Regions from separate parts of the Mus musculus genome. Here all the other regions are linked to region 2. A link is a loop called in an ENCODE intact Hi-C map of the cell type or tissue named here. Cell type or tissue: heart. All regions are shown on one strand. Each heading gives the region's core, and the rest is flanking DNA. Links, peaks and the distances in the headings are about the cores only.

What was found. Peaks named below come from ENCODE experiments on the same cell type or tissue, not always from the same donor. Only the 100,000 strongest peaks of a DNase experiment are listed, where the experiment ranks them.
Region 1: a loop joins it to region 2, with 5 times the contacts of the local background. A loop is called at or near these places in 12 of 42 quality-filtered maps.
Region 3: it touches region 2 in a loop (2.2-fold over the local background); 12 of 42 quality-filtered maps call a loop at or near these places.

The regions. Positions count from the first base shown.
Region 1 is chr15:12,317,576-12,324,821 of GRCm38, reverse strand. Golph3 (golgi phosphoprotein 3) reads right to left here and starts at 3,326. Exons shown (of 4, transcript NM_025673.2): 1 at 2,866-3,326. The coding sequence starts at 3,090. Gm52210 (a long non-coding RNA gene) reads left to right here and starts at 4,244. Exons shown (of 2, transcript XR_003951630.1): 1 at 4,244-4,921; 2 at 5,089-6,479. In heart, for the core only: no CTCF peak of the experiment used is centred there; DNase peaks (open chromatin) are centred at 2,781 and 3,411; H3K4me3 peaks cover 3,259 bases; H3K27ac peaks cover 2,478 bases.
Region 2 is chr15:12,201,854-12,209,099 of GRCm38, reverse strand. Mtmr12 (myotubularin related protein 12) reads right to left here and starts at 4,072. Exons shown (of 16, transcript NM_172958.4): 1 at 3,821-4,072. The coding sequence starts at 3,901. In heart, for the core only: a CTCF peak has its summit at 4,068; a DNase peak (open chromatin) is centred at 4,099; H3K4me3 peaks cover 3,235 bases; H3K27ac peaks cover 2,485 bases.
Region 3 is chr15:12,573,492-12,580,737 of GRCm38, reverse strand. The region is part of intron 3 of Pdzd2 (PDZ domain containing 2); the gene reads left to right. It also overlaps the pseudogene Gm2606. Among named protein-coding and RNA genes, the nearest start is that of Gm41273, 74 kb to the left of the region's middle. In heart, for the core only: CTCF peaks have their summits at 2,308 (motif pointing left) and 3,520 (motif pointing right); a DNase peak (open chromatin) is centred at 3,247; H3K4me3 peaks cover 330 bases; H3K27ac peaks cover 579 bases.

The DNA of each region.
Region 1 (7,246 bases), core at 1,378-5,377, 120 kb before region 2:
TGGAAGAGCAGTCAGTGCTCTGAACTCCTGAGCCATCTCTCCAGCCCTTGGATGTTTTAAGAAAAGAAAAAACCTGAAAAGCTACCTCGAACCTAAAAAAATAAATAAAATAAAACAAAACTATAGTCAGGACTGAATGAGGACATGACTGTTCCTAGGTTTGAAGTAGGAAGGTTTAGTGTAGAGGGGATAAACAGGCATCTGGAAAGGTCCACTCTGAACCTGGCATGTGAGGGGGATAGGAGGCTGGAGAGAAGAAACAAGAGCCAAGAGGCTGGAGTAAGCCAGGAGACAAAGAGAGCAAGAGGCCAAGAGACCACATAGCCAAAAGGCAGGGTTATAGAGAGCAGAGCAGCTGAGGGAAGGGAGTGAAGCTCAGGGGCTGCAGAGGTTGAGGGTAGGAGGGCTGGATGAAAGTGCTAAGAAGAGTCAGGACTCTTAACAGGTATAGGCGATGCTGAGACAGGTAGCCAGTGTCTGCTCTGATAGGCACCTTGGCTAGCAGCTATACTTCCTGAGTTTGAGACCTAACAAAGACTTTAAACAAAACTCCATGTAAATAATCTGAAGCCAATGGCTTCTCATGTAGCCCAGGCTGGCCTCTGACTTTCTATGTAGGTGAAGGTGACCCTGAACTTCTGATAGGCTTGCCTCCCAAGTGGAAGTATAGGCATGATGGGCTTCCAAGCCCAGTCTGTGCAGAGGAAGGAATCAAATTCAGAACTTCATCCAAAGCACTCTATCAACCGAGCTGTATATTCCCAATCCCTAGAACCTAAGTTAATAACAAATTGAACAAAGCTTAAGTGGCTACGGAAACAGAGCCAGGAAACCAAGACTTTGTCTTTTAAAAAAAAAAAAAAAAAAAAAAGACAAGGGGACCATCCCCCAAATAGACTGGGTGATAGGTTTATAGGACTAGTCACTACTGTGTACACACTTGATGAAAGAAAAAATATGTACCTACATTTTTTTAAAAACAAGTGCCCACCCCCACATGCTACAAATTAGTGCCTGGCTGAACCTTGGCCATGACTTATGAAGTATACTTATACAAAACAACCACAACAGATGGTCTCAGTTACCTGCCATCAAAGAACTTCCATTGTTTAAAAAACAAAACAAAACAAAACTAGTTGAATGTTGTAGTAGCATTAAATTCAAAAAATTCTTCAGATTATCTTCACGGGAACCAATCACAGAAAAATAACTGGTAACAGCTTTATATTAAAAATTCAGAGTAAGGCTTCTAAAGTAAAAGGTATTTTTCCACCATTGTTTCTCAATGTGACAATACCAAAAATAATTTTTTTTGTTCCGTTGTAGCTTTACCGAGTTCTAGCATACAGAACCAAAATGCTGACCCAGGAATGTAACCTTCATTTTGTTTTTCTTGTACTTCCTAGAAATGTCTCATAATCTGTTTTGTTCCAAAGTAGGGAAGGAGGGAAGGAAAGATAAATGTGTATTACAAGAAGCCTGCTTTCAAAATCTAATTACTTCCTAAGTGAATGCTCTCTAAAATCGCATTGCCACACACTAACATCTAGCTTTTCACTCCACAACTAAAAATGAAACACACACCACCGCATTCCTCATAATAACTGTAATTAAACAGGTACTGTGCCCCTTTCACAGCCTGAGGGCCATTAAGTGTCTTCAAGCTGAATGGTATTAAGGCATCAAGAAGCACTTCCCTGGGTAGTATCTAATATCCGGGAACCACAAACAGTCCCTGGAAAAACTCAGCTCTCTACCGCTGCTAAGTCTGAGGAACTAAAAAACTGTTTTATAGGATGAACTGAGTTTTGTTCTGGTTTGTTTCTTGTCCTCCTTCCTGAATTCTGAAAACGTATTTAAAAACAAGATCCAATACCTTTCTGTCTGACTCTCAAAATGTGTTGTCTAGAGTTTCCACACTGAAACGAAACAAACTTCCGGGCCACCTCATCATACATGATTTATGAAACATCCAATCCTGCAAGTCTGCCCTTAAAAATAATCATCTTTAGAGATGGATGGGTATTAATAAAATCAATCAAACATTAACTACAGAATCCAGACATTTAAAAGACGGACACTTGCACTTTTTCAACTTATATGTGTGAAATTCCTAAATATCTGGGGTGACCTTTCCAAACGTCAGAACACAACTTAAGCCTACCTAAATCTTTGCAGTCTTTCATCAAAGCGCAAACTTGGTATTCCTCCCAGCTCTTCACAAGCCCTCCCTTAAAATGGCAAAACGGAAAGGACGACAGCAGATCTAACCGCAAAACTAACTCATCGCTCGCTCAAACCAAGTTCATCCAAAAAGTAACTTCCTAGGTTTTATATCAACTTAGTATTGACTTTTTAAAACAATACCCAGTAAAAACAACTTTGCTAATTTCTTAACCGCGCGCCGCAACTCAAGTTTTACATAAGAAAGAGGGCCGACAGCAAGTAGATCCGCGAACCTCTCCCGGGTCTTAAAACCTGCAAAAACTCAATACTTGGGAGCCGCGGTAGCCCCGAGTCTTTAGATCTCAACAGTCTTGGGTTGGAGTTGCCATTATTTGCGGCAGACGGCGAAGAAGAAGAAACGCAAAGATCGCCAAGACTTCGGAACTAAGAGTGCTTGTGAGCAGAGGACGGGAAAACCCAAGCGAGCACTTGGTACCGGGAGGATCGGGAGCACTCGGAGCGCAGCCGGAGAGGGCTGACTCCCACACTCCTTGGGACGAGAGGGCGCTCAGGGGCGCGGGGCTCCGGAAGCAGGGACAGGTGAGGCCTCGGCCAGCGCCCACCCGGGCCCCACCTGGAGCCACCCGGGTCCCGCTGCCACCCCGGCTGCCACCCCGGCCGGGGCCGCGGCGCCCGCACCTCTCGGTCCTTGAGGCCCAGCAGGAGCACCTCCTCCATCAGGGTCAGCCGCGTTTCCTTGGAGTCGCCCTTGTCGTCGTCGTCCTGCTCGTCGCGGCGGCTCTGCGCCTCGTCCTCGCCGCTGCCGCCGCCGCCTCCCGCCGCCCGCTCCTTGTCGGCAGCGTTCCGGGAGGCCTCGGTGCGCCGCTGCACCAGGCCCGAGCTCCGCTGGGTCAGCGAGGTCATGGCTCCCGCACAAGAGCCGCGCCGGACCGACAGGGACGCGGGACCGGCCGGCTCTCCCTCACGGCCCCGGCCCCGGGAGCTTCCGTGTTAATTCTTGGAGCTGGGGCGATGTCCGTGGGCTGCGGGGCCGAAGGCGGTCATGAGGAGCCGGAGCTGGGCGAAGCCGGCGGGCCGGGCGTCGATGGGGTACACAAGGGAGCCTTCAGCCCGCGGCTGTGGCCCCCCACACAGCCCAGGAGCCCGAGCGGAGGCGGCGGCGGCGGTGGCGCTTCCCAATATGGCGGCGCGCGCTGACGTCACCGGAGGATGTGGCAGCGCCGGCGCGGGGCGGGGCCGGGGTGCCGGAAGCGGCGCGAGCGGGGGGCGTGGCTAGCCGCCTCCCACTTCGGCGGACACTTGAGCTTCTGGACTCGCTAGTGGCCCTGAGTCTGGAGACGAAAGGTTTGCGATCGGTGACCTGCCCGGCTTTCATCCGCCTCTCAGTTCACTCTAAAGGTCCGGCCTGGCGCCAGCGACCAGTGAGATCTCTCCTGGATCCCAGAAGCCGAGGCCAGGCTAGGGCGGACCCCACTGAGACCTCAGCATCCCTGGGGATCAGCCACTATAGCCCGGGTCCTCACTACCTACGGGGAGGACTTGGCTCTTCGCCTGTGAAACTCCCGAGTTTCAAAAGGAGTCATCTACACTCGGGCGTTTAAAGCTGTTCATGTACTGTGCTCTGGCGTAGAGAGGTTAAACAAATTGACGAATTGTGTTTGTAAAACTTTCCTACCTCCGACTGCGGCTGTAAAGTGGTCAGGGCGCACTGTACTGTTAGGACAGCCGACCTTAGGATTCTTTTATAGCGACAGTAAACCTCTTGAGTTTCATGCCACGTCTTTGTAGCCCTAAATCTATTTTCGATGTAATTACTAGGTTCAATCCCTTTGGCAGTTTGTGCAAATCAAGTTAAAGGAAAAACTGCCAAACCTGAGAAGGGTTTGGAGAAGTAGAAGGGCGGGTCTTATGAGAAAACATTATCCAAAAACGGTATCGTAGGTCTGTCCAGTATTATTTAAAATAAACAGTAACCATACGCAGTGAGTAAGCCAGGTTTAGACAGAATATTCCCCGCGCCCAAATACGTTGTCTCAACTCCTACGGGGACAGTAAGTCCCAGTAGGTCCTCCCACCCACAGCCCCAAGCTACCTTCCCTTTTTCCTGAAAAAAAAAAAAAAAAAAAAATGTGTCCTCAGCCAGTTTCTCCCATTCACGTCACCTTTTTGTTCCTTCACCTTTCTGGTCATTCTTTGCCAACTGACTTTAAATGTCCTTTGTAAATTAAATGGTTATTTAACTCAGAAGGTTAAATCCAAAAAGCACAAAGCTGTGCGTACAGGCTCTGCCTGTTCGGCTAGTTGCTCCTGTCCCTGCGGAGATTTTTTTTTTTTTTTAAATGGGGTAAGATGTGAAGCTTCGTTGGGGAGGTAGTCAGTGGGCACAGTACTTGAGGACAAATTAGAAACTGGCATCTGGGAGGCAGAGGCAGATTCCTGGAGGCTTCCTTGCCAGTGAGCCTCGCCACATGGGCAAGCAAATGGGTAAGTGCCTAGGTCCCAATAAGAAGCCTTGCCTCAGAAACAGTGTGAGGGCCCAGCGAATGGCTCAGTGGGTCAACAGCTTGCTGAGCTAGCGTGAGGACCAAAGTTCAAATCCCAGCACTCATGAGCACCAAGTACATTCCTGTAATAGCAGCCTTAGGAAGCTAAGAAAGACAGATCCTGGAAGCCTGTGAAACAGTTAAAGAGGATGCCTGAGGTCAACGTCTGGCCTCTACAAGTTCATGAACAGGTAAGAACAGCAGACATAAAACACACACTAGATAGATAGATAGATAGATAGATAGATAGATAGATAGATAGATAGATAGATAGATGAGATAGGAGCAGTACCTAAGGAATGATCACAATTTGTTATTTGCTTTGGTTTTGAGGGCTTTTTGTTTGTTTGTTTTTTAGTTTTGGAAACAGGGTTTATCCTGCCTCTGCCACAAGCTGGGACTAAAGGCGAGCACCAGCAGCACCCAGCTGCAGTTGTTTTAAATGTGAATCCTCATCACCTTCACCTTGAATGTGGCTTAAACTTCCAGCGGTAGACATCTTGATTCCCACCCCCACCCCCCACTCCACCCCCATCCATATCTGGTTCTATCTATTCACTTGCCGGTACGTGATTTTTCCAATTCAAATTTTATAATAATTTTGCTTCTTTTTATTTTCCTGTTTTCCTGTTATTTCTCCATTAATTTTTCCATGTAGATAATACACCTCTCTTTCTCTCCCCCGCCCCCCACCCTTTTCTCTGCCCTCGTGCCATCTGTCTGCATGTCTACATACCCACTTGCCTGCCTCTTCTGCTTTCCCAGGCTCTCACTCCACTCTCTTCCCTGAATATCTTTCACACCAGGTCTGTGTGGTGGAATTTCTCAGGGGCACCCTTTTACATGGGTCTGCCAAAGGCACCCTCCTCACCAATTAGATTTCCTAACATACCCAGTAAGAGAAAAGAAAGGAAAAGGAGAGGAAAGGAAAAAGAAAAGCAGGAAGGAAAAGGAGGAGCAAGGAGAGGAAGATTTAAGAAACAAATATTCCTAGGGGTAGCTGGTCCCACCCCTCGCTGGCTGCAGCATTGGGGAGGACAGACAGGAGCTCACGGGGGTAACGTGGTAGAGCTGGCCCTGGTGGTGTGGGCACAGGAGAGCTGGCCCCAATGGCATGAACTCAGGAGAGCCAAGCCTGACCCTTGACTGCTACTGTAGGCAGGAGAGCTGTCCCTACCTTTCATCTGGGCAAAGCAGGGAAGCTGGCTATGGTGGTACAATACAGGTTGCAGGAAAGAGGGTGGGCTGACCAACTCGGCTGCCATCCAGGCTGATCCAGGGCTTTGAGCTGACCAACTCCAACATCTACCCCATTGATGAACTGCTGGAGCTCGGGAGCTTCGGAAGGGGCTGGCTGTCCAGACCCAAAGCCGCAGGATCTCCATGACACGGGGCCAGAAGAGGAGAGCTGAGAGGAATCCCAGTGAGGATCCAGCAGTGACAGTGCAGCAGGCAGCCAGAGGCCTCGAACCAGACCAATGACTCACTAAAATGAACATACGCAAGTAAAGCTATTTGGGCAAAAGGGTGTCCTGTGGGACACACTGTGACACACTACAGCTTCCATGACCAGATGGTTTTGCTATTCTTGTTGTGCTTTTCTTTTCTTTGGATGGGAGTGTGTGTTGCAAGGGCCGAGGTCAGATATGGAGGGTCAGGGAGATGAATAGGATTTCCGGGGCACTATGTGAAATTGACAAAGCACCAATAAAAAGTTTTTAAAAATAAAAATATTTATTGCTAAAGTGACAATGACCTTTTTTATTGATTGACCGTCAACTATGTGCCAGGTATGTCTTCTAGTTACCCCATCCCCTGACCCTTCCAGGGGTAAGCATGCTACAGAGCTGGCCAGTTCCATGTGGGCTCCAACCACAAGATTGCGGCCTGAGGAGCACCTGTGTCTACCTGGAAGTCCTAGGATCACGAAGAATTAGCACTTGGGTTAATGCCTTACAGTTTCCCTTTTCTCTGCAAACAAGTTTTGTGTTATTTTGTTCCCAGGCTGGCCTGGGAACTTTCTATGTAGCCCAGGCTAGCTTCAAACTCACAGTCCTCCTGCCTTTGGCTCCCCAGAGGTAACATTTCAGACAAACACCACTATACTGGCTAGTTTTGTGTCAACTTGACACAGCTGGGGTTATCACAGAAAAAAGGAGCTTCAGTTGAGAAAATGCCTCCATGAGATCCAACTGTAAGGCATTTTCTCAATTAGTGATCAAGAGGGAAAGGCCCCTTGTGGGTGGGACCATTTCTGGGTTGGTAGTCTTGGTTCTATAAGAGAGCAGGCTGAGCAAGCCAGGAGAGGCAAGCCAGTAAAGAACACCCCTCCATGGCCTCTGCATCAGCTCCTGCTTCCTGACCTGCTTGAGTTCCAGTCCTGACTTCTTTTGGTGATGAAAAGCAGTGTGGAAGTGTAAGCCGAATAAACCCTTTCCTCCCCCACCTGCTTCTTGGCCATGATGTTTGTGCAAGAATAGAAACCCTGACCAAGACAACCACCACACCTGCCTTCT
Region 2 (7,246 bases), core at 1,676-5,675:
TGAACCCGTCGCTGCACATCCGCACAGCTATCTAAGCCTTAAAACTGACCAGGAGGCCTGGGGAGACGCCTCGGCAGTGAAGAATATTCGCTGCTCTTGCAGAAAGCCTGGATCCAGTTCCTAGCTCCCAAATGGTGACTCACAACCATCTATAACTCCAGTTCCGGGGCATCAGATGATCTCCTCTGACCTCCTCGGGCACCAGGACACATGCAGTACACGTGCAAGGGAAACACTCACACACAAAAATAAAATGGACCTATCTTATAATGTCAAGGCGGCTCAGCAAAGAACTCTCAGTACGGTTGAAGAATCAGAACTGTCACGCAGCGTTGGTTTCTAAATCCCAAATCCTCCCATCAGTCACTCTGGCTGTTTGTGTTGCCCAGCCTTTCCCATCACTGTGTCTTCCCTGAGACACAAAGCCTGCCTGTGCCTTAACAACGGGCATGGAGAGGTGTTTACAATGTGCACTTTTGGTTTAAAAAGCAGCTGAGATTATGACTGGTAATATTAGTTCCATTTTGGTAAGCCCCATCCAAAGCCACATGCTGTGCACATACATCTAACAGGATGCATTATAATTAGCAAGTTTGTAATCTCTTAATATATGTACATATGTATAATTTAAAGAGTATGTGTACGTGTGTGGGTGATCACATGCCATAATGCAGAAGTCAAAGGACAACTTGTAGAAACGGCTCTCTCCTTCCACACCATTAGGGCCCACTCAAGTGCTCAGGCTTGGCAGCAAGGTCCTCTGCCCATTGTGTGGCTGGCACTGTTTTTTTTAAAGTTTCTGTGTGTGTGTGTGAAAGTCTGCCACAAGTGTGTATCTTAGGAGGCCAGAAGAGTGACTCAGGTGCCCTGGAACTGGAGTTACAGTGGTGAGGTACTGAGAACCAAACTTCGGTCCTCTGCAAGGCCTAACAACAACCAGCACAAGCTTCTAACTTGTACTTATTTTTTGCATAACTTCATCTCATTTTTCTACAATGAACACTGTGGCTTCTGACATAGAAAGTCACACAGGCTTCCCATTTTCACATGAAAAGTGATTTTGTGCTCAAGCTATCACCAGATGCCCCCCTGGAACAGAGCTCAACATCTCTGCTGCACACTGCTAGACATTCCTTGCAACCTGTGCCTGAGGCTGAGTGAAGACAGTAGAGCTGAGATGTTTCTAGGCATCTGCTATCAAGTAGCAAGGTGGGCCCAGATTCCTGCCTCCTGCAGATCTCGGCTTCCCTCTGAAGAGATTACAGAACACGAGCAAAGGTCCTGTGCTGTGATTCGGGATCTTACCCGTCAGCCTCACTGACTTAGACAAATCAATGACAAACCAGTTCCGGTTACTCTGGCACAGACCCCAAAGCCAGAGTTAACCATTACCCTTCATGTTAGGCTGTCATTTGCAGTCCTTTTGGATCACAAGAGGGAAAAATATGATCATGTTTAACAACTTCAGTGCTGACTCTTGACAGACCGTGCTCTGCCTTAGTGAAGGCTTCTGCCTCTGGAGTTCCCACTTCTGATCAGCAGGACCAGGCGTAACTGCATTAAAAGGTGAAAGGGTTCTGGCCACCGACGTCATCCGCCAACAAGAAAGCATCTCAGAAACTGCAAACTCACCAGCTAGGAAAAGTGGTACAAAGAAAGGCGGGCTGGCCTGGGGCTCAGTGGTAGAATACTTGTTTATCATGGTGGAGGCCTGTGTTCTCTCTCCAGAACTGCATGCAGGGAAAAGGGGTGTCAGGTGACAATGGGTCTCTACAGAGTGGTATGGTTCAGAGTGGGATAGCTAAACACCCAAAATAAAACACACACACACCACACCACCCGCAGGACACACAAGGCAGGCAGATAGTACAATCAAAGATGAAGAAGAGTAAAAATAGTGGATGCCAGTCTTCATAAAAGTGCTCTGAGGCTCTCCCAAGGTGACCCAGAAAGGTATCAGACTCAGGGCTCTGGGTCACACGCAAGCAACATCTCAGTGCTGCTTGTCCATTTCCGGAAATGTGATGGCTAGTGAAGCCATCTACTTAAAAATAAGCTGTTTTCTCACCTCCTCCCACCATTGTCTTTTAATAAACCATGCACAGTTGAATAGAGAATCTTAGCCAGTACCAACTACAACAAAGACGCACAGCATCCTCACAGCACGGTCTTAGACACAAAAACACAAAGCTGCCCTCTAAGAAGACCCCAAAGCCATGAGTCCAGTGAGCTGAGCTACCACTTTCCCTACTGCCTCTCAAGGGAGACAGAGCAGCGCTGATGGCAAAAACTGCACAGTCAGATGAAGGACTGGCGCACTCTTGAACTCTGGCCAGACTTCAGAAGACTCTTCACTTGCAGTTTACTCTCACTAAATGAGAAAGGTTAAAGGTTAAAGGTCAAAGGCAGTTAGCGTTCAACTAGGGTGCTATCAAAGAAAGACAAAGAGAACCTGACCACATTACCTCTATGGACTACAGGGTGAAATGTAAGGTGACCCTGTCTCTCCATATCAAGTTCTGACAGAGGAAGTGGTTTTTATTTGAAAATTACGACTGAAAATAGGTTCCATTTTAGTACTCTCCACTAGATGCCTTGATTTCAAGACACACATGCAAATGCTGCAGGCCCCAGGTCTCTGATATCTCATTTCAGGCCCACCTGTTTTCCACCTTAGCAAGTGAGAAGTGGGAAGACATTTGGAGGCAGTAAATTTGGTAGAGCATCTACCTGCACACAGACAGATTGCAGAAGCTAGGCATGGTCGTACTACCTTGAGTTCTAGCATTCGGGAGGCAGAGGCAAGCAGAGCTCTGTGACTTCGAGGCCAGACTGCTCTACATAGTGAGTTCCAGCACAGCCAGGCTACATAATCGAGAGACAAACAAACAAAATTGCAAAAGCAGGGAAAAAAAAAACCGCACACAACTTTCACAAATCGAAAATGAGAAGGAGTCTACTAAAAGGTAAGGAACGACTGCTCCAGAAGTCTTCAACATGCTCTAGTTCTGATCTCTTCAATGTCCTCCTCATTCACGGAACTCCAGAACTGGCAGCCTTCCCTGGGGCCGTCCAGGACTCCTTACCTAGACCTAACGTCCTCTAACGTCCTGACTGAAATACCACCTTTGCAAGAATGAAAGGATTCCTTGTCCCCACCATCTTCTAAGTACTATACAATTAATAATCGCATATCGTTGACTGTTTGTTTCTTTTTACATAAGCTCCCAAGGAGCTCGATCTTTGTTCTGTTCACTGATACTTAGCACAAGCTTTCCAGGATCGTACCTGGCACACAGTAGGAGCGCAGAAAGTATTTCCCGAGTGAATGCACTTCTCGACTAGAATTGCAGTTTGGAAGGGGGGAGATGAAATGGGAAGAAGCGGGAGGAGGATGCTCTGGGCAGACACCGAAAGAGGCCAAGGCCGACCCACATACAGCAGCGCGGACGCAAAGCAGTGCACCACCCGCGACAGAGACGAACTCTCAGGACTCGCGGAGAAAAGTCCCGGGCAGAGCACACACACCGGGCTGCGGGCTGCCGGGGGAACCCCGTCGGGTTCCCGACCACGCAAGCTTTCTCTTCCCTTCCCGGATACCTGGGGCGCCGGAGCCGCCGGACCTCCCGGGCTCCGGCTCCCGCCCACAGGCGCGGTGGCGAGCGACAGGGCCCTGCCCCAGCACCTGCCCGGCCTGCCGCAGGGGTCCGGGCCGCGGCCAGCCCGGGAGGCCCCAGAGCGCCCCGCCCGGCACCCCGGCAGGAAGCGCCCCTGCCCCGGCCGCTCCACCCGCCGCCGCGCTCGCCCGGCGCACTCTCACCTCAGGGCGTACGTACGACACGAAGGAGGGCTTGGGCGCCTTGGTGCCGCCGCCACCGCCGACTCCCCCTTTCCCCAGCATCCCGCCGCCTTGCGAAGCAACGAAGCCGAAGCGCGGCGACAGCAGAGGCGGCGGCTCCGGCTCAGGTTCCGGCAGCGGCGGCGGCCACCAGCACCAGCGGCCGGGGCTCCGCCCATCCCTAGGGCCGCGGCGGCGGCAGCAGTACCGCCCGCATCCGGCTCCGCCGCTGACACCGTTCGCTCCGCCCAGGCCACGCGCCCCGCCTAGCGACCGTGGGACACGCCCACCGCCGCTCGCTCTGCTCCGGCTGAGGTCCCGCCCACAGCATGGGACTGGCCACGCCCACCCCTTGTTGGCCGAGGTATTTGCTCTAGCCAATGCGGAGAGCGTTCTCTCCGGGCTTCCCCACGATTGGCTAGCGAGAATGTCGCCATTTGCCCAATGGTCCTGCCGTCGCTAAGTTGTTGCGGGCAAGTCGTTCTACCCATTTTGCTTCTTTTACTGGCCAGCAGCTTTGAAATTCAGCTTGCTGAACAGAATGCCTCCGCAGAAGCTTCAAAACCACACCGACGACGTTCAGACTTTAGACGAATGAAGAGAGACAGAGCGGATAGGAACTGACTAAAGTGACGTAAAATGTTGTGTTCAACTTCAAACTTCTTTTGTTTGTCGCTTGGTTTCTAACTGGTAAGATATCAAAAGCCCTTAAGACTTATCTGCTCTCCCAAGTTATCGACAAACCTCTCATATTAAGCCAAGATAGCAAATAAAACACACACACACACACACACACACACACACACACTATTCATTTCTATTCATTTGAATTCCACCTTTGGGGCACTTGCCTCGCGTGAGCAAGACCAAATTGAATTCTCCCTGTGGAGCATTGTGTTAGAAGAATAAGATACGATGCAGCTCACCCGAAGTTGTTCCATCTACTGTGAAAAGCCAATAAACATTTGCAGTTAATTTTTCAAGTGTCAGGCACCTTGCTATGCCTTAGTCTGACCAACTGCACCACCCCCTTGTATTTCTTTTAAAATTCCCAACTAAGTACTACAAGTGACACGGAAGGGTGGTTAGTGCACACCTGCTATTCCAGCACCTGGAAGGCCAGACAGAAAGATAGTGAATTTGTGGCCAGCTCGGACTACTTAGGAAGTCCCCAGGCAACCTAGATCACAAATAAGACCTTCCTCTCAAAACCTAGCAATTAACTGTGCTTTTCCACGTTGGTTCCCAGGAAGGAGAGGTGACCTCTCTGATTCCGATATGCCAGACAGATTCTGTTGCTTTTGTTTCCAGGATCTGACCCAACCCATAAACAGAAATGCTGGCTTTTGATAGAAATTCACCAAGCAAATGTCCCTTTCTGCCGGCCGTCAAGCTAACGTTAAGTGTTACTAGATCACCCTGATCTTTAACATCTGCTGAAGGTCAAGCCCTGTTGTAATACGACTCTGAAAACTTGACACTGTCTCTGGGTCTGTACACTTCCCAGGAATGGGAGCCAACAAAAGAAACGTTTTAAATACCAAAAAACCAGCTGGTTTGCCACCCTCTTCTGATTGTGTCCGTCCCCCTCCCCCATGTGATACTGTGAGGAAGAAGTGGACTTGGAGATTATTGAGCCTTGAAGGAATGCCCTTATGAGATCAGAGGGTTCTGGCTAACCCTCCCCCATTGAGAGAACTCAGCAAGAATGTGTCACCATTCTGGGCTGGAGAGTTGGCTCAGTGGTTAAGAGCATTGATGGCTCTTCCAGAGGTCCTGAGTTCAAGTCCCGGCAACTACATGGTGACTCACAACCATCTGTAATGGGATCAGATGCTCTCTTCTGGTGTATCTGAAGACAGCTAGTGTAGTCACATAAATAAATCTTAAAATAAAAAAAAAATGTGTCATCGTTGAATGGCCCACTCTTCCCAACGTGGAATCTACTGATTCTGGAATTCCCTAGACTCTGGAACAGTGAGAAGCAATTTTGTATTGTGTATAAACGATCAACTGTAAGGTACTCTGTTACAAGCAGAGGTATGAGTACACCACTCATACATGTTTCACTCACTGATAAACACTTTTTTTCTTTTTTCTTTTTTTTTTTTTTTTTTTTTTTTTTTTTTTTTTTTTGGTTTTTCGAGACAGGGTTTCTCTGTGTAGCTCTAGCTGTCCTGGTACTCACTCTATAGACCAGGCTGGCCTCGAACTCAGAAATCTGCCTGCCTCTGCCTCCCAAGTGCTGGGATTAAAGGCGTGTGCCACCACTGCCTGTTTAAACACTTTTTTAAGATTTATTTTATTTTGATGTGTGTGTCTATCTGTCAGGGGGGTGTCATATTCCCTGAAGCTGTAGTTATGAGCACTGGTAATACCCCACTTTGGTGCCGAGAAACAAATTCAGGTTAAGAAGAAGTGCTCTTAACTCCACAACTGTCACGCCAGCCTTGATGGGTAATCTTGATTGTCAACTTGATGGAATCTGGAATGAACTAAAGACACACCTATGGGCAGTTCTACAAGAGCATTTCCAGGAAGGATTAACAGGGTGGGTGGGGGCATCTCCTAGTAGGTGGCCCAGATAGCAAAAGATCCAGAGAACACCAGTACAGCTCCATTGCCTGTCTGGGTACTGGCTGAATAGTTTGCCTTGCCACATTGCTGCAACTGTTGTCCCCTTCACTGACGTCAGACTCCAGCCTCACTCAGCTTGACTCTCCAGGACTCTCCTAAGCCTTCAGCACCACATTGGGACTATAAGGCAACCGGCTTCTGTGACTGAGCAGCTACCTGGCTCTCAGACATACAGACAGCCATTGTTAAGACTACAAGGCCCATATGAGTTGTAAGCCTTCTTAGTAAATTCTCTTTATAATAGGTCTCTTTACAGTCCTGTTGGTTCTGCTTATCTAGAAAGCCCTACCTAACACTGCCCCCCCACCTTTTTTGTTTGTTTGTTTGTTTTTGGTTTTGGTTTTTTTAAGACAAGGTTTCTCTGTGAAGCCCTGGCTACCCTGGAACTTACTCTATAGACCAGGTTTGCCTCAAACTCTGAGATCTGCCTGCCTCCTAGTGCTGGGATTAAAGGCCTGTGCCACCACCCTGGCCACACACTTTCCTTAATTAAGGGATCATAAGAAAGGCAATGCAGTTTCTTTCTTGCCCTCATGGTTTCCCAGCTACTAGCATGGATCTGACCTTTAGGATGTGGGTCAAAGCTCATGAGAAGAATCATTCACAGCTGACTAAAAAAGCCATCTTACCAAGGTCAAACTATTCTCTATTAGGAAACAGATGGGGCTGGAGAGGTGGCTCAGTGGGTAAGGGCACTTGCTGCTCTTGCAGAGGTCCCAGGTACTGTTTGCAGCACTTCCATGGCATCTCATAAGCATCTAGAACTCCAGT
Region 3 (7,246 bases), core at 1,378-5,377, 370 kb before region 2:
TAAGTTATTCCCATGAATTGTTTACTGATTTATTTTGCTACAAATAATACATGATTGATAGTGTGCCATAGCATGTTTAGATTGGACACTCTGACTTACATGGAAGTTTACTTAATAGACGTGTGGCTTGTTTTATGAGGAGGGGTTGGGGGAACAATGGTGTGTGGTGTGGTGTGTGTGTGGTATATGTGTCTGTGATGTGTGCATGTGTGTGTGGTGTGTGTATGTGTGTGTGATATAAGTGTATGTGTGTGTGTGTGTGTGGTGTGTGTATGTGTGCGTATATGTGTGTAGTATGTATGTATGGTATGTGTTTGTGTATGTGTGTGATATGTGCATGTGTGTGTTTGTGTGTGTGTGTATGGTGTGTATGTGTGTGTGGTGTCTGTATGTATGAGTGGTATATGTATGAGTGTGTGGTGTGATGTGTGTGTGTGTGTGTGTGTGTGTGTGTGTGGTGTCTGTGTATGATGTGTGTTTGTGTGTGTGTGTGTGTGTGTATGTGTGTGTGTGTGTGTGTTTGAGATGGAGTTTTGCTTTGTAGCCTAGGCTGACCTTGAATTCACTAGCCTCCTGCCCAAGCTACCAGAGTGTTGTGGTTACAGGCGTGCAGCTTGGCACTGGCCTCATGGTTATAACTGCAGCTTACTATTACCACCGGATGCTTAGAAATCATGTTCAGTTCATTTGTTTGTCTAACAGGTCACCTAACTGACCTATTGTCCTTATCCCCTAAGTGAGGACCCTGAACACTGACTGGATAGGCATTTGGAAGTTACTGATTTTAATCCTTTTCTACAGATGGTTAAAATTTCCTCCAATCTTGTAAAAGTGAATGTCACTGCTGTCTTGAAGTTTTAAGGGTTTTTATGGATGAGAGTGGCTGGGTTTTGCTTGGTCAGTTTGTCACTTTGTGTTTGTGGTGCTAGGGGTGGGACCCAGAGCCATGTGTGTTCCAGACAAGCCCTCTAACACTGACTGACTTCCCCCAACCTCAGTTTGTTGCTTCTTTTATGACAGTCTTTTTCCTTACACTGATACCGTCTTCCCAAAGACCTGACATCCTCCTGCCTATTTGCAAGATTATATTTTTTAAATTCCTCTCTGTGATTTCAGATTTTACTTCAACTACCGTTTCTTTGAACGTGGGGCAACAAAGTTATATCTTAACTCTTTCTAAATTTCAGTGTGACTATAAAAACCCCACCTACCAGTAATCTTTTTACCTGAGCCAGTTTACTGTGGCTGTACATGTCTGCCCACATTTCCTTTCCGTGCCTCCTGCTGTCCGGCAGCACTGTGTCATTTCCTGACTGGTCCCCTCTACCGCCTGATAGTGGAAACTTCTTGTGATACTTTTGAAATGTTTACCTGTCACACTTTCCACACCAGCTCCTTAGTGATGATGTTGCATTTTCTAAGGCCACCAAGGGGATGCTGTCTTTTCCACGGAATTCCATCCTTCTAAGTCCAGTTCGAGTGCCCCCCCCCAGAGATCTTACCTCTCCCCACTCCTGTAGACAACATTGTGTGTTTATTTATTTATTTTATTTATTTGTTTATGTTTTTTTTTTTTGAGACAGGGTTTCTTTTTATAGCCCTGGCTGTCCTGGAACTCACTTTGTAGACCAGGCTGGCCTCGAACTCAGAAATCTGCCTGCCTCTGCCTCCCGAGTGCTGAGATTAAAGGAGTGCACCACCACGCCTGGCTTAACATTGTGTATTTAATCAGGAGGTAGGAGATAGATGGGTTTCTAAAATGTCCTGAGATTTCACCCTTGTGCCATGTCTGGGCCCTCATAGCCCCTGCAACAGAATCTAAGCTTGATGTCATGATTAGGTCATAGTTCATAGCATAGGTGACTTTAAGAAAGTGAAATGGTCAGGGTGGGGTCTCACCGAATCGCATGAACCCTCCCCAAGCAGTTTAGCCAGAAGCAGAAAGCATCGGGATAGTGTTCCCATCTGGCCTGAAGGAACTCAGATACCCAAGCGAATAGTCAGGGATGGGACTTTAATCCTACAAGTGTGAATGACTGGATTCTGGCAGCCACAGGGGGATCTTGGAGGGCCTGAGCTGTAGATGAGATGGTTTGGCAGCCCCAGCCAGCATCCCTTGCCAGCCTTATGCCCTGCTGAGCAGAGCCAGTCTACCCTGTGACTTGATTTCTCCCCTAAGAACCACAGCAAGGGCTGCAGAGATGGCTCCGCAGATGTTCTCTCCCAGAGAATCCAAGTTCAATCCCTACCGCTTACAGGGAGACTCACAACCATCTATAACTCCAGTCCCAGGGATCCAGCGCCCTCTACTGGCCTCTGAGGCTACAAGGCATGTGTGCAAACAAAGCATCCATGTACAGAATAAAAACCATATTGAACACATGAATGATGGGTGTCTCCCCAAAGCCTCTGCATGCGCGGCATTTGTTACACAGTGAGAGAAAAGAGTGACCTGGTCAGTAATAATTCCCTCCTAGTCTCTACTCACTGTTCTCCATGCGGGAATCACACCTTCCTCGTGATTGCATCTCCCTGAGAATGAGATCTGTTCTGGTGGGGTTTCTGTAGCTGCTGTAAGGGCTGCCCCCCCCCCGGGGGGGGGGTAGAGAAGGTGGATAATGCTGACAGCTCAGCATCAGCATATGAAGCTCTGGTTTAGACCTTGGCTCAACCTTGCTAAGCTTTGGATCACACTTTCAAATGGAAATAAGCCTGGGGTGGGGGGGAACCGCTAAACATGTAGACATTGTTGCCAGTAGGTCCTTGTGAAGATAAGGCCGATACAGGACGGACCCTATGGGAGGCTGAGGGGATTAGATGAAGTGATGTTTAGGAGTTCATGAACAGTGGTGCATGGTACCCTCTAGAAACAGTGGCTCATGCATAGTAGAAAAACATTCTTTGAAGCACTAGTCCCCTTCTTGCGTGAAGTGCTGGGTATTCTAACTTGTTTTGTACCTCGGGGTTCTGGCCCTTTCTCCTTCCACCTCCAAATCCCCATCCCAACCTCTACCTATCGGCCATTCCACATGTGATCGATAACCTCAATCCTGATCCTGCCTGGAGGCTTGATTGACAGCTGGATTGGTCTCCTGGGAGTTTAAGTTGAGCGGATAAGGCCAGGCTGCTCAGCGGTGTAAACAGACTGAAAGGTCTCATGGAATCAGGTCCCAGAAGCCGCTGGAGCAAAGCACACAGTTGTCACAGGAGAGAGAAAGCCAGCTCATTCAGAGGGACACAGCTTAGGCATGCAGCCTGGGACGGTTCCCAGGAGGACAGGGGAGGCACCACCAGTTCCCACCATGCCCAGCTGCAGTGTTCCTTGATATTTCCTCGTCCTCGTAAAGGATGTTTTGCCAACAGATTAACCCCGGTCAGAGGTCCACTGTGGAGACAGACAGAGCTGGTTCTCATCCACCGAGGGACGCCATGCCCAAGTACTGACTCCACATAAACACAAAAGAAAATTAAATTGCCTTTTCTTTGGACTTTTTCCAGAATCTGTCAGGACAGTTAAATTCCCAGTGGCCTCTGGAGGGCACTGTTTAATTAAGTTTATTTTGTGATGGCACGCAGGGCAAGAAATGTGGTAAGAAATGTGCTGTAAGGTGCTGCCTACCATTTGGTGAGACCCTACAATAGCACCTAGTGCTAGCCAGGTGAAGAGGCGGTTCTGTGGCTGTTACACATTAAACAATGGCAGTCTTAGTCGTCTCTTGGCTGTCTGGCATGTGTAGATTGCTTTTTAGAAAAGGTTGTTCTTGTTTCTTCTGGTGTGTTTTAACAGGTGCTGAACAAAACGAAAGCTTTTTCTTTCTTTTAGTTTCAATGAATGGAGAGACCCGGGGTTACAGCTTGTGAAAGGAAGCGGTTCAAATTCAGTTGGCCTTCAGTTACTCGGCGAAGGGAGACATAATTCTTATGATTTGGGGACATGTATTCCTTTTTAATTAGAAAGACAGAAAATAATGGAGCATGGGTGTAAACAGAAAGGAGAGGTGTTGAAAAAGTGTCTGGTTCATATGGGATAATTACCTGAACACACACATACACACACACACACACACACACACATACACACACACACACACACACACACACACACACCCCACAGCTTAGAAGGTGAGGTGACTCCTGCCTCATACATTCAGTTCTTCAGGCTATTGTGTTGGTTTCCAATTGGGCCAGAGCAAAGGGGGAAAGAGCTTTTTCTATCTGTTCACTGCCACCACGGTGGGAAGGCAGGAGTGAGGGTCCCTGGCAGTCTTAAGTGACAGTTCTTCACTAAGCCTGAAATAACCAGCTCTCTCTTTCCCTCCCTCCATTCCTCTTCCTCTCAGACTCTCTCTCCTCTCTCTCTCTCTCTCTCTCTCTCTCTCTCTCTCTCTTTCTTTCTTTCTTTCATAATATATTTGAGTAAAAAACCCTGCTTGCAGTTTGATGCAAGGTTTGCTGGCCAGCAAGCCTCTGGATCCTCCTGTGTCTGCCTGCCCATCACTACTAGGATTCGAGACGCATGCTGCCACATCCAGCTTTTTACATAGATTCTGGGGACCGAACTCAGGTCCCCATGCTTGTGTGGTAAGCAATCCACTGATTGCATTGTCTCCCTCACCCCTAGGCAGTCTCTGACTCTCTATGGTCTTTTTTTTTTTTTTTTTTTTTTTGGGTGCAGCGAACTTTATTGATGGTATTCAAGAGAGTAGGGAGGGCTCCCTAGGCCCCTCCTGTTATTATGGGGGTCTGGGATGGAAATTGTGAGGGAGATGCTCAGTGTTGGGGGCCGAGTTGGGATAGGGCCTCTCTCTTGCTCAGTGTCCTTGCTGGGGTGGGTGGTCCAGGGTTTCTTACTCCTTGGAGGCCATGTAGGCCATGAGGTCCACCACCCTGTTGCTGTAGCCGTATTCATTGTCATACCAGGAAATGAGCTTGACAAAGTTGTCATTGAGAGCAATGCCAGCCCCGGCATCGAAGGTGGAAGAGTGGGAGTTGCTGTTGAAGTCGCAGGAGACAACCTGGTCCTCAGTGTAGCCCAAGATGCCCTTCAGTGGGCCCTCAGATGCCTGCTTCACCACCTTCTTGATGTCATCATACTTGGCAGGTTTCTCCAGGCGGCACGTCAGATCCACGACGGACACATTGGGGGTAGGAACACGGAAGGCCATGCCAGTGAGCTTCCCGTTCAGCTCTGGGATGACCTTGCCCACAGCCTTGGCAGCACCAGTGGATGCAGGGATGATGTTCTGGGCAGCCCCACGGCCATCACACCACAGCTTTCCAGAGGGGCCATCCACAGTCTTCTGGGTGGCAGTGATGGCATGGACTGTGGTCATGAGCCCTTCCACAATGCCAAAGTTGTCATGGATGACCTTGGCCAGGGGGGCTAAGCAGTTGGTGGTGCAGGATGCATTGCTGACAATCTTGAGTGAGTTGTCATATTTCTCGTGGTTCACACCCATCACAAACATGGGGGCATCGGCAGAAGGGGCGGAGATGATGACCCTTTTGGCTCCACCCTTCAAGTGGGCCCCGGCCTTCTCCATGGTGGTGAAGACACCAGTAGACTCCACGACATACTCAGCACCGGCCTCACCCCATTTGATGTTAGTGGGGTCTCGCTCCTGGAAGATGGTGATGGGCTTCCCGTTGATGACAAGCTTCCCATTCTCGGCCTTGACTGTGCCGTTGAATTTGCCGTGAGTGGAGTCATACTGGAACATGTAGACCATGTAGTTGAGGTCAATGAAGGGGTCGTTGATGGCAACAATCTCCACTTTGCCACTGCAAATGGCAGCCCTGGTGACCAGGCGCCCAATACGGCCAAATCCGTTCACACCGACCTTCACCATTTTGTCTACGGGACGAGGCTGGCACTGCACAAGAAGATGCGGCTGTCTCTGGAACAGGGAGGAGCAGAGAGCCCTCTCTATGGTCTTAATCCATGCAAGGACGTTTACTGGCTACTTACTGTGTTTTAGCTTCGGATCTACACATTAGACAATACTGATGTTCCCGATACACGGGCCTCTTGATACCCTGGGACGTGTCTTGGAAGACTTCCTTCCCATTTTAGAAATAATTGTGATCAATACTATGAAGGAGTTTTAGGAGTAAGCTTTTGTTGTATATCAGCTTTTGGGGGTATATTTCACTTTCTGTAAAATATTTCCTTTATAATATACATTCACAGAAGAAAGAGTTGCCCTGTCTAATTTTCATACTTCTTCAAAGAGGAATACACACACACATATGTATATTATCACACACACATACACATGTATGGGAAGACACCAGTCATGCCCAGTTCCCTCTTCCTCTGGGCCCCTGGAAACCACCATCTACCGTTTATCCCTATGCTCTGCAGTCTGGATGTTTTGGGGATGGGGTCTGCCGTGGTTTGGCTTTCCTTAGTTTATTGCCTTCTGTGTTCCTCTACTCTGCGGTGTTTCTGAACTCCTCTCCCTTCGTGTTTCAACAGATCTCTGGGAAGTAGGAGCGCATTTATCCACTCGGCCATCAGTGGATAAATGCTTGGTTATTTGGGCCATCCATGTTTTTACTTTTCTTTTTTATTTCATTTATATTAAGAGGAACCAGACTGCATATACCACAGTGCACAGGCCACACTGCACATGTCACAGTGCACATATATCACAGTGTACATGTCACAGTGCACATGTGGCAGTCAGAAGATAGCTTCCTTTAGCTTCCATGAGATGGTTCCCTCTGTGACTCTAGTTCTACTGATGCCCTGGGCTGTCAGGCTCAGCAGCAAGCCTTTACAAGCAGAACCACCTCGATGGCTATAGGGTTAGTGTTAAAGATAACACAGCAATGAATATGAGCACACAGGGTTTTCTTGCACAAACCTGCCTTCAGTTCTCCTGTGCCAACGCAAGGTAAATAGGAATGGCATCAGAAGTGGGATGGTAACTGCACCATTTGACACACCCACCAGCAGCATATAAGCATTCTCGTTCCTCACATTCCTGTCCAAACTTGTTATCATGTCTTTGTGGGGGTGCAGTGAGTGTCTTAAGGCATGGTTTTGCTAATGTAGCACAGACTGGCCTTGAAGTCACAGCCCTCCCCTGTCAGCTTCTCAAATGCTAGCCAGGGTCAAGGCACTGTGCCACTACTACCCTTAGCTTTGTTGACTCCTCTCTGACTATTCTAGCACAGTGGAGTGGTCCCCCACTGTGGTACTGACAACTAGGTATGCTGCACTGTGGATCAGCTCTGGGCC